2 separate regions of the Homo sapiens genome follow, and region 1 is linked to region 2. A link is a contact called in ENCODE Hi-C or POLR2A ChIA-PET data. All regions are on one chromosome and are shown on one strand. The core of a region is the stretch at or near the end of the contact, and the rest is flanking DNA. Distances in the headings are between cores, read along the strand shown.

Region 1 (5,937 bases), core at 296-2,795, 51 kb before region 2:
TTTAAAAAAGAGCCAGAAATATGATTCTGTATAGCAGTAATTTTTAAAAAGTTACTACCCTGCTTGCATAAAATGTAAACATTAAGTAGTATTACTAGTGGCTTAATGGTATGTTCTAGACTAGATGTTAGTTTTTCATAAATGCCAAGTCATGTTTCTCGTCCTTCTTCATTGAAGTGGCACTGCCCACTCATCAATTAAAAATAAGGCTACTAGAATCATGTTAATGACAAATCATAAACACAATGAAAAAGAGTCATGATGTTTGCCAGACCCTGAAATAGGTTCCCATTCAAGCACAGCTTTGGTTATCTGCCTCTTTGGTTATCTGCCTTTTTAAGCTGGACAAATGATAAATTCTCAATTCTGGGCGTAACTGTTAACCTCTGGATCCTGGAAGGACTCACAGACTGGGATAAATCCCTCCCATCTTACCCTGCTCACCCGAACCCTCCCAGACAACACGCTCATGGCTCTCAGCGAGTCTCACTCAGCCTCTCTCCTCCAACGCAGGCCCTCCAACGCCCCAGGCCAGCTCTCCTGCCCTGGTACCTCAGCCCAGGTGTGTGCTGCCTGCAGTGGCGGGCATAGCGCATAACTTTCAATGACCTGCTTCCCAGTTGGCTCATGTATGCCCCACCTTGCCCCACTGGAGCCTGAGTGTCTTAGAGCAGCCGTCTTCAGCCCTGGGCACACGTGAGAACCCCCAAGAACCGACGTAACAGTATTTCCTGAGCTCCAAAGGTGATAATGACATGTGACCAGAATGGAAACCCACAGGTGAAGAAGGCAGGCCTGAACCTCCCACACCCTCGCCTCCCATTCCCTGCCTAGCCGCAGGGTAGGCACTCTGTGGACTGCATGGTTCACAGCATGCTAGAGTCAGTCAACACCCTGATGCCTGAGTCCACCCTAGAGATTCCAATTTGCTTCGTGGGCCCGGACACCAGGATCGGGAAAAGCTCCCAGGAGAGTTGAATGGGAAGCCAGGTTTAAACCTTGGGATTCAGGGAATGATAAAGAGGCATCCTTGATTGGGGAGACCCCTTCCCTGCTGAGTTCCCAGTACCCACCATTGTCCCAGAGGTTCTTGTAACCCCAGCACCTGCAGAGGGCCTGGCTGAGGGCAGATGTGTGAGCAGCACATGCTGACTCAGGGATGGGTGACTCGCATTGTGCACTGTGCTCCCAGATCTCTCCTCTTACAGAAGGCCCAGAGCCATGGTGCAGCATGACTGCCTGGGGAGCTGGATGGCATCAGTGCTCACCAACACAGGGCATGGAGCATGGCAAATGCACAGTGAGCACTTGTTCCCGGAAAAAGAACCAACGCTTGCCCCCTACTCTAGCTGCCAGAGTCCTCTTACTCCACCCCTGTAGCCTTTGGCCCCTCAACTCCCTTACCTGTCCCTTCCCAGTTCTTCCTGTCCCAGCTCTAGTCCCCTCCCAAGAGCCTGCCAAGAGCAGCCTCCCCTTACAACCAGCACTGCTCCTACGAGCCAGACACTGGGCAAGAACAGCCTGTTCCCTGAGTTGCCTGCCACACGCCTGTCCACAAGAATCTCTGAATGCGTGGTCTGACGCACGGCAAGCACTCAGTAAGGGACAGACACAGGGCAGCAGTGCACTGGGAGCACAGGAATAAGATCCTGAGAGAATGGGATCCGTCTCCACGTAGCCTAGGTCTGTCGGGGTTGGAGGGGGCAAGAGAAAAAGGCAGGCCTTCTACTATCTGTTCTGCAGGCCCCAGGGGGACGACTTGGTCTTCTTCCCTGCCTGCTATTTCCCAGCACCCGACACAGTGCCTAAAACACAAAGTGCTCAATAAATGCCAATGGATGAATGAATGGATGAATGAATGAACCAACCAACGGCTCTTTCAAGGCTTTACTCTTCCAGAAACACAGGCTCACCACTCCCAGTTTCTCCTTCAGAATAAAACCCAAGCAATGGGGTGGGTAGGGATGGCAGTAGGGCGGCTGTCACCTGGTCTCCTCTTGGGCCCCTCTACCCCAGCCTGTGTTCCTGCTTGTCCCACCCCTACTGTGTGCCCCAGCTCTCATGGCCTCCCCACTTCCCACTAGCAGAGAGAACACTAACAACACTTTTGAGATGCCACGTAAGATGCCACCTTCCCCAAGAAGCCTTACTTGGCATCCTCATGAACCCTTTCTTAGCACCCAACATTTGCAACGACAAGCTTTGCTCCCTGATCTAACATTTATTTCCTACTCATCTGTCAATCCAAGCCCTGAGAGGGCCAAGAACCACCACGTTCATCCGTATCCCTTGTGACTGCAAGTCTCCACACCCTCCCCTCCTTCCCCACCTGCCATGGCCATGCAGATCCCAGGTGTGAAGTCCCCTCTTAGCAGAAGCTGACCCTCTGTACTAAACTGCCCCCACGCTGTGGTACTCCTCCACCCCCTGGTTCATACTCGTGTCCTGTCCATCCTATAGCATGCAGTCTGGCCTCCACCACCACTGTCCCACCACAAGTCTGCAGCACCCGACCTCCTCCTAATGGCAGGCTAGTGTCTAATTCATCTCCGTCTCCCAAGCAAAGGCCCCTGCAAGCTATGATGGTTAAAGGACTACATGTGCCTGTCCCTTCATAAGTCAACGCTCTGAGAATGCTCAGGCTTTCTCTTGTGAAGGAAAATGCTTGGGCCCCCAAGATCACTATAAAAAACTCAAGCTAGAAACTGCTTAGGGCAAACCTGCCTCCCATTTTATTCAAAGTCACTCCTCTGCTCACTGAGACAGATGCACACCTGATTTGCCTCCTTTGGAAAGGCTAATCAGAAACTCAAAAGAATGTAACCATTCGTGTATCACCTATCTGTGACCTGGAAGCTCCCTCGCCACTTCTTACATGTACTGATGGATGTCTCATGTCTCCCTAAGTGTATAAAACCAAGCTGTGCCCCGACCACCTTGGGCACATGTCGTCAGGATCTCCTAAGGCTGCGTCGCCAGTGCGCCCTCAACCTTGGCAAAATAAACTTTCTAAATCAACTGAGACCAGTCTCAGATCTCCTGGGTTCACACTCTCACTTGCCTCGCCGGGGTTCCTGGGTCAGACTCCACCTACACCCACCTGCCCTCCTGTCCACAACCAGCAGAGTGGGGCTGTCACCTCCCCTTGTGCTCCTCTGTCTACTGAAATCAGAGTGTCCATGTCCACATCAACCCCTGTGCTACACACATTAGGGAAGCGGAACCACAACCCGCAGAGGCTGAGAATTAGAGGAGAAAGCACAGTATAAAATAACTCACATGAGACTTTCCCCCTAGACACGGCACATCCTTAATAAATAGAAAACGGCAATTCGGTGTTTTCATCATAACTTCCTACAAACCAACCTGAGAAGTCTGCAACCTATCTTAGGGGACATTTAGAAAACTGGATATAAACTGGAAAACTAGGTTAAAATAAAAAAGCACAAAACAAAAACATAAGCAATGGCAGCAAGTCTAATTTTAATTGCAAAAGAATATTTAATCAATAAATATTCGCTGTTCAGAGCTGCGTCTGCATTTAGGATTACGAGGTACTAAGCTGCAAACTTATTAAGGCTCATTAGCCAGAAAGAGTCTTAAATACTAAAAGTCAGACCCAGTTTAGAGTAAACACTTAGAGCTCCCTATTGACTTAGCTCCAAAAATAATGAAAAAGGAAAAGAGAAGAAAACTGTCTATAAACAATTCTGAAATGGTGGGCAGGGCCAAACTCACTTCCAACGGCAAGCCTGAGCTAAGTGTACGAGGGCATTGCTGATGTCACCACCGCCTACCCCAACCTTTCCCCAAGGACTTCCAGACCGGCAGCTGAGCGCCAGAGCTGCGGCAGCCAGAACTCCACACTCCACCACAGAAACACAAACCACTTCTCTCACCCACAGAAACACAAACCACTTGTCTCATCCATTTCTTCTCTTTTCCTAACAGCGCTACTAATACTTACAAAAAAAAAAAAAAAAACTTGGTCAAACATATGTCCTTGTTTTCAGCATATTTGAAACAAATTTAAAACATATTTCCCTGTTTCAACTCCTCGGAGTTGAAACAACCATCTATGCTGAAACCTTTCTATATCACAGGCTGGAACATAGAAAGATTTTCTAATAAAATCTGAGGAAAAAATATAGTTGTCATAATTATTACCTATTCTTGTTTTCTGCCAGTCCTGTCAAACCAAGCTTAAAATTAAGCAAAGAATGGAAAATGTCAGCTTAGCCATAGCAAAGGCCTTTATCACTGCAACAAAGCCAAGGCAAACCCGTGGGCTGTGGCTGTCAGGCCCTACTCAGGCCAGACGCCTGCAGTCCCTGTGCACAGGAAGGAGGCGCTGATGGGCGGTGCGGTGGGACTTACTGAGAGGAGCTTCCACGTCATTGGACGCACTGGCTTAGGGATTCCGGACCAGCTCAACCTCCGTAATTCCTCTGTTGATGAAAAAAGAGACAAGGAAAAACAAGATTTGCAAAAGGTTAGCAAACCTCCCCAGTGCTTTAACACATTCCACCTGTTTAATTAGGAGGCAAGGAGCCCCATAAACAAATTAAACTAAATCATCAACATTTCAGATACGATTGATTTCAATATCTGAGAGAAGGTAAGTGACCATTCTATTCAAACCAAGCTACAGGTTACCTGTTTACAACAGAATCCTGGAGCTACCCTGGAACACGTGAGGCCCCATGATCCCTTCCTCCTTCAACCAGAGAAGTCCAGAGTACACTGGCCTCCTTCCCTCCCACCTCCTTCTCTCTCTCCCTCCCACCTCCTTCTCTCTCTTCCTTCCCCCCACTCTCTCCTGAAGGCTTTTTCCCCAACCTGATCATGTTAATTGGTTTTCCTTTCTTTCTTCCATCTCAACTTTCTATATGCTATTTAAGCATACATATATGATGTGGTTTTTCTCACTACTGGTTTTGAAAGAAATTGTTTCACGGAGATAAGCTTGTCTTTATACACCATTAATTAAGGATGTGGCCATATTCTACACAGACAACAAAGTCTTCAAGGTAGTCTAATACAAGTCAATGAGGCTTTATAAATACCTACAAGTAGAAAAAAATCACGAGTAGGGAGGCGCTGGCCAGAGGCAGAGGGGTCCTGGAGCAAGGTCCAGCACCTCCAAGGGCAGGGAAGGACAAGCATCAGGCAGAGGGGTAAGGCTGTGGGCCCTGCATTCCATCGACCTTCCGAGTCTCCTTGAGTGTCTCACTCCCATGCCCCAAATGGCAAGAGAATCCATTTCAATGTCTAGGTATAGCAACACTTGTCCAATCCCATGGAAACTCAAGTAATTATTTCTTTCCTTTAAGTTAGGAATCTACCATTAGGTTGTTTTCCTAACAGCTTGGAGCTAATGATTAATAACGGGAATAAAAGAAATGATTAAAGAGAAGACTTTGCTAATATAATCAACAAAATACAAAGTCCTGACATCTAATCTTTTTCCAATTACTAAAGTCTAAGTAAAATAAGTACAGAATAATTGGGCGATAGTCGCAGCAATAACTTGCATTTTACAGCAATCTCAGAAAATATCAAATCTTCCCCAGTACCCTAAGGATATTATGAAAAGCAGGAACCTCATATCTGAACACCAATAATGTAATGTTTACCGACCATGTTCCCAGTGTCTCTCCCTCGGCATAACTCTGGTTTTCTGATTATGGTTTACGAGAAAAAGCTGAGAGGAAACTCATTCGTTAATGTTCTCTGAACCTCTCTCCTCACTGGAAGAAATTCACAAAAATTCAAAAATCCTGAATATACATAATGAGACAAGCCTCAAACTCTGCTCAAGCTTTGGTGTTAAAAGAGAGCTTTCATACATATTATCTTATTTGATCCTCAAAACAAGCTTGTGTTACTTAGGGCTGTGATCACTATTGTATATGAAAGAGCCTCAGAGAGGTTAAG
Region 2 (6,297 bases), core at 116-2,615:
ATGATCTATCGCTCCTTCTCTTTCAAACGGATTGCCAAACAGCATTTTATTGGGGATTTCCTCTAAAAGGTAATTGGAGGTTCCTGCAACCCAATTTATAGGTGCATTGTTTCCATTTATTTTAATTTTATTTATAGCCTTCTGCCAGAGCCCGCTGGGCACAGGCAGCTATAAATCAAAGATCACAAACACAGTGCTGCTCTGTTCCTCTGTGGATGCTCACGTATCAGGGGATTGTTTGGTAAGCTCTAATAGGAATACTAATTACTTTTTCAATCAGACCATGGGTGTGAACTCACTTGAAAAACTGCATAAAACAAAATTTCATTATATACTAGATATGATCTTGAACCAAAGGACACCAGGAGTGGTCCTACTTGAGAAGGAACACACAAGCCACGTGCTTGTGCTCCGAGTCCGGGAGTTACTGCAGGTTCAGGCTCATCTGCTGGATGACCTTGGAGCAGGTATCTTGACCTCTGTGGGCCTCGGTTCCCACAACCGTTAAACGAAACAGTGGTAAAGAGAATCTACTCTGGAGAGTTGCTGGAAATCCAACAGGAGACTCTACAGAGACTCCTGCAACAATGTCAGACACACAGGAGGTCCTCCACGTCAGCATCCTCCCTCCTATGGAAATGTCAGGGGTGGGCTCTGTCCATGCTCTCTGCTCCTGCCTGACAAGAGCCCACTGGGTGATTTCGTCCACCAACACCTCCATTCTCATGGTGCCAGGACCCAGTGGCCAACATCAAATGCCTTCGGCCTGCCCAATCTGCTCTTCCTCTCGTGTCCTCTTAGATGAGGTCACTGTCATCCACCGTGACTCCAATGCCCAGCATGACTCACTGGGACCCTGAGGCTCCCTCACACCACCAGTCACTAGATTCTCTGACTCCATCTTCCTCGGAGATACCTCTTAAAGCTTTTCTTTCTTCAGCATCCCCACTCCAACAGCTTGACCCTCTGCCCAGAGCCCGCTCGGCACAGGCAGCTATAAATGTATTTCCCACCTACGCTGACCCTGAATCTATCTGCACTTTTCCAGGCCACTTGCACCAGAATGAACTTTCTAAAAATTATAAATAGGATCACATTACTTCCCAGATTCAAATCCTTCAAGTGCTCTGAGTAGCAGCCTGTATCACTGTTCTTGAAGATTCACTTCCCTGTAAAAGGATTATACATTCCTGCCCATTGATGTTGGGCTTGGCCTTGTGCCATCAGCTGGCCCACGGAAAGTGATGTGACACACACTGTCCTGGCAAAGCTCAAAGAGGCACTGGGACCTTCCACCAGCCCTTTGCTTCTGCTCTGTGCCATGGGAGCGGTCCCAGACAGACTGCACTTTCCAGCCAGGGCTGGAATGAGGACACACACAGAGCTGCTCACAGCTTGCAGCCTACATGCAACATGACGCCCTGCGATTTCTAGCCCTGGGAGATCTGAGGGCTGCTGGAAACACTGCAATCACTGATCTGTCATTTATTGAGAATAGGGCCCTACCCTCCAGGGGCTCGAAGGGTGATGGGAAGTAGTGTGAGTGGAGAGAAGTCACATACGATGAGCAGTCACTCTCAGGCCTGGCAACCACAAGCCTTCAGAAAGCAGACCATCCACCATGCCAGCCTGCCTCCAGTCACTCGCCTCAGCGTCCCCATGCATTCCCGCCTTGGGTGCGGCACGCCTGATGCCCACAATACCTATGCCCAGCTCCACACCCTTCCAGCCCTGCTGTACCATCAGCAACTGGGAAATGTCTCCACTTCAGATCCTTTCCCCACCCAGGGCTCTGCGCTCACAGCACCAGGCAGACATTCTGTCTCTCGCCGAGCACAGCGCCTTGGGAACAAAGCCAGTCTCATTTCCCTGTGTACCCCTGCTCCTTTCATGGTGCCTAGTACTGAGCTGGCACTGAATCTGGTGTCTTGGGATTTTTTTCTTTACGACCTCCATTGTTTAGAAATATCAACACACACAGTTCCTACAAAATTGTTTCACGCGGCACTGAACTCCAAACCTCCGGCCCCCAAACAGGAAAAGAGCCAATTTTGGAAACAAAGGCTAGAGATAACCTCAGAAATCCATGGAGGCAACTAAGAGCCAGAAGACCTTTTGGAGGCATAGAAACGCCGCTGGCCCCATCGGGATGAATAATAGCTGCATTAGCATTCCCTACCTTGGGCAAACAGGCCACTGTAAATGCTTATTTTATGACTCAGTCTTTCATAAATTATGCAGTAAGATTCTCTTAACTTGGTTTTTCTCTGGCCTTCCCAGATGCAGTATTAACTTGGCAGCAATGTGAAGCAGATGTATTCTCTCCGTGCTAGTAAGTCGGTTAGAAGAGTTCTGTCTCTAATCAGCAGCAAAAGCAGAGGTGACTTCAGGAGCATCAGGGAGCACAGGAAGAGAGAAGCAACAACAGGACCATCCCTCACAAACCCCTACTCACCAGGCCATGAAGGGGGTGAGTTCCACAACATACATTTTCAAGACATCCCAAACATTACCTAATTTCACCAGGTACCTACGTAATATGTGCCCTGAACCACGGAACCTGAAGATGAATAAGATGCACCCCTACCCTGAGGGCTCACAGCCCAGGCCACAAGTAACTATGAAACAATGCGTTTGATTACTGCACAATTAATTTTGTAAGGACAGAGAGAAGAGTCAAAGAAAAAAGAGCCACAAAGAGGAGGTGCTATTTGATCCGACACTTGGAGAATGCACAGAAGCGAAGCAGGGAAACCCCCACCCCTGACCACCAGCAGAAATGTGGAGGGGGTGGGGGACACATCTGGGCTCTCATCCCAGACCTGTGACATTGGAGAGTGTGTGACCTTAAGGACTTTGTTTACTGTATCAGTGCCTCTAGCTCATCTGAAACAGACAATATAGAACCTGCCATGTAGGTCGTTTCAAGTATGAAATAAGACCCATGAGGTACTAAGAACAGCACCAGGCACAAAGGAAATGAGCGCTCAACGTGAGGGCGTGTATCTGTGTGTGCACATGTGCACAGCTCACCTGAAGAGCAGAGATGAGCCCATGTGGCTAGAGTGACAGTGGGTGGCAGAGAACAGTCCAAACAGAGACAGGAGGGTGGGAGAAGGCCTAAGTGGGAGGTGGTGAGAGGTGTGGCCTCCTGTCCCAGGCTGAGGAGTCTGGACTCTGAGCTCCATGCAGGAGGCTAACCAAGGATCTGAAAGCAGAAGCTCAGGTAAGCAGACTGGCCTCTAACAAGATCTCCTGTGGGAGACGGGCAGGAAGAGGTAAGCTGGACGCCCTTGGGCCAGACGGGAGACTCCCAAAGCGGCCCAGGCCAGAGACAGGGAGAGTGTGAACTCCAGGACAGGCCGTGGGAGTGGGTAGAGAAATGCAACAGACAAACATCTCACAGTGACAAACATCTCGCAGTGGCCCAGGTAGTTCTTCAAGTGGACATGTTGTTAGAACCAGAATGTGAACAACTAAGAGGACAACAGGCTGCTTCAAAGGCTTCTTGCCTTTTCAATCTTTAATTCCTTTGTCTTTCTTCCTGCAGAATTATGAGGCCTCCATTTTTTAACTTTATCACACTTACATATATTTATTAATCCGTGGGTGAGAAATCATGCTGAGCAAATGTATCCCACCTCCATCCATTCTCTCAAATACAAAAGAAAAATCCCACTGGAGTCCTGACGCTGCACCAGAACCTCTGCTGTGTTGGAAGGCACGGGAGTGTGGAGCAGCCCCCTGGCCTCAAGATGCTTCTAATCTTAGTCAATGGCACACGGAAGTCCCTGGGGCGTGAAAGTCCTGGGAATAATCTGCAGTGACACCTTGTGGGGAAATTACACTGCACGACGCACAGGCCTAACAACACTTGAGATTGTGTTAGGGTGGGGAGCACAAAGGGGAGCACCCATGCCATATATCCGCACAAAGAGCTGCAGAGCGGCCTTAACGCTGCTCACGTGGTTGAGACAGACAGTCCCTGCGGATAAGACAAGCACCTCCAGATGAAGTCTTCACTGCCCGCCCCAGTAGAAAGTGGCCCATCATCCATCATCCTGGGACCCCAGTACGCTCCACCCAGGTACTCTCAGAGAAGAGAGGAGTCATAGGTCACCCTTCAGAAGCCCACCTAAGGCTGAGACCTCACTCACACCACCAGGCTGCACAAAGTGACCAAGCCCACACGCATCCTCAAGTGGAAATGACAGCAGCTCTCTCTGGGCAGGCCGATCACCTAGGCTGATCAGACGTTCTGCTGGCGGCCAGGACTCGTTTTGATACGAGAAGACTACGACTTATAAAATACCATTTGGTACACGCATGTTCAAAAGGTAAGTCCGTGAGAAAGGAAAGCAGATTCCGAAGGGGCTCTGGGTGGCTGAAATGCCTTAGGGATAGGCAATGTGGGTGAGGTAGTCATGTTTTAGAAACACAAGCTGCACCGATGGTGAAAATGCCAACGTCATTAAGAGGACATTGAACACAGTTTTCTCCCGAGGTGATGCATTCGCTGCATGGGAGCTCAGGAACGCCGACTCGGCCTGCATGACTTGCCCCACGTGAGGTCACAACACCATCGCGTGGTGACGGCGGGCAGAGCACTCTCCAAGGTAAGTTAGAAGCCTGACCTGAACAGGCAGGGGGCGCCATGGGACCCGGGAGACCCCACTCACCTGAGGACACAGATTATAACCAAAGAGTGCTGAGGAATCGTGGCACTTATAAATAGGTCGTGAAGATAATTTTAACATAATTTGCTTTCCAGGCACAAAGAACCCTGTCAATCAACTCTACAACAGGATAGAGGAAAGAGTCTCTGTTGATGGCTTCCTGGCAAAGGAAGAAAAACAGATTTTACAGTGAGCTAATCTGTCTTTCAAAAAAAAAAAAACGGAAACTAAAACCAGATTTACGTTTTCGTGTATTCATTCAACAGCTATCTGAGTGCTGACTGCAAGCCAGGAACCGTCCTGCACAGCGTCCACAAGTTTCACTCTGGATGGGGCAAGCGTCTGCCCAGGTTCAAATCCTGACTCTGCTGCGTGGGTGCTATGGGATTGTCCAGTCACCCCTCTGAAACTCATGTCCTCATCTCTAAAATGGGTACAACACTTCACTTTGTAGGACCATAGCACTCAAGCAAGCTCCGGGACAGTCTCCGGGACCTCGCTTCCACCCAGGCTGGCCCTGCTGAGCCTCACAGGAGCCCTGGGTGCCCAAGCTCCACCTGCATCCCATCCACCTTCCAGGACACCAGGACACGAAAAGCCCTCTCCCAAACACACTAGGACAAGACAAAACCATCAGCGAAAAATCCGCTCAGGAAATTGACAGCAGAAACACAGATGGCCCATAAGATGTGAAAAAAGAAAACTTGATCAAGTCTTAAAAATAGGCATATCTTTGGAAACAATAATTTTACATTGAGTAATTATCCCAAGAAAATAACCAGAGATGAGAGCTAAGATGTGAGTACTAAGATATCTGAGGCAGTGTTTAATGGGAAAAACTTGGAAGAAACAAATGGAGAACAGGGGCGGCCAGGAAAGTGTGGCCCAGCCAAACAATGGAACCCCACATTGGTACCGAATGTCGGCTTGCAGAAGAACATCCAGTCACACAAAGGGCCACAGTTTAGCGTTAAAAGAAGACCACCAGCTGGGTGTGGTGGCTCACGCCTATAATCCCAGCACTTTGGGAGGCCAAGGTGGGCGGATCACGAGGTCAGGAGATCGAGACCATCATGGCTAACACGGTGAAACCCCATCTCACTAAAAATACAAAAAATTAGCCAGGCGTGGTGGTGGGCACCTGCAGTCCCAGCTACTCGGGAGGCTGAGGCAGGAGAATGGCGTGAACCCGGGAGATGGAGCTTGCAGTAAGCCGAGATGGCGCCACTGTACTCCAGCCTGGGCGACAGAGCAAGACTCCGTTTCAAAAAAAAAAAAAAAGAAGACCACCACAGTGTCTCATCACCCAGGTGAACTTCTGTTTGAAAAACGTTTTTTCATATTACATATGCAATATGTGAGGGCAATTTTTATTTAAAACAATTCAGTTTAGGCTGGGTGTGGTGGTTCATACCTGTAATCCCAGCACTTTGGGGAGGCCAAAGCGGGTGGATCACTTAAGGCCAGAAATTCGAGACCAGCCTGGCCAACATGGCAAAACCCCGTCTCTACTAAAAAGACAAAAATTAGCCAGGCATGGTGGTGTATGCTTGTAATCCCAGCTACTTGGGAGGCTGAGGCACAAGAATCGCTTGAACCTGGGAGGCAGCGTTTGCAGTGA

Evidence for each region. A loop is a pair of places that touch in the nucleus more often than their neighbours do. ChIA-PET counts read pairs that join two places held with the same protein, here RNA polymerase II (POLR2A). Pooled maps may share reads with other maps.
Region 1: a map of SK-MEL-5 shows a loop between it and region 2 (3-fold over the local background). The contact joins two enhancer-like sites. A Hi-C loop is called at or near these places in 2 of 168 maps with a recorded cell type or tissue (DLD1 and SK-MEL-5) and 2 of 50 pooled maps. POLR2A ChIA-PET finds 5 or more read pairs at or near these places in 3 of 52 experiments (Panc1, activated CD8-positive, alpha-beta memory T cell and activated T-cell).

Annotation. Positions count from the first base shown.
Region 1 is chr22:46,877,164-46,883,100 of GRCh38, reverse strand. It overlaps TBC1D22A (TBC1 domain family member 22A), which reads right to left. Exons shown (of 13, transcript NM_014346.5): 5 at 4,378-4,448. Among named protein-coding and RNA genes, the nearest start is that of TBC1D22A-AS1, 36 kb to the left of the region's middle. Within about 2 kb of position 1,545, at least 2 of the 41 ENCODE cell types and tissues checked have a DNase peak (open chromatin) inside an H3K27ac peak, as active enhancers do.
Region 2 is chr22:46,825,546-46,831,842 of GRCh38, reverse strand. The region is part of intron 4 of TBC1D22A (TBC1 domain family member 22A); the gene reads right to left. Among named protein-coding and RNA genes, the nearest start is that of TBC1D22A, 66 kb to the right of the region's middle. RefSeq lists a silencer at 4,439-4,597. Within about 2 kb of position 1,365, at least 12 of the 41 ENCODE cell types and tissues checked have a DNase peak (open chromatin) inside an H3K27ac peak, as active enhancers do.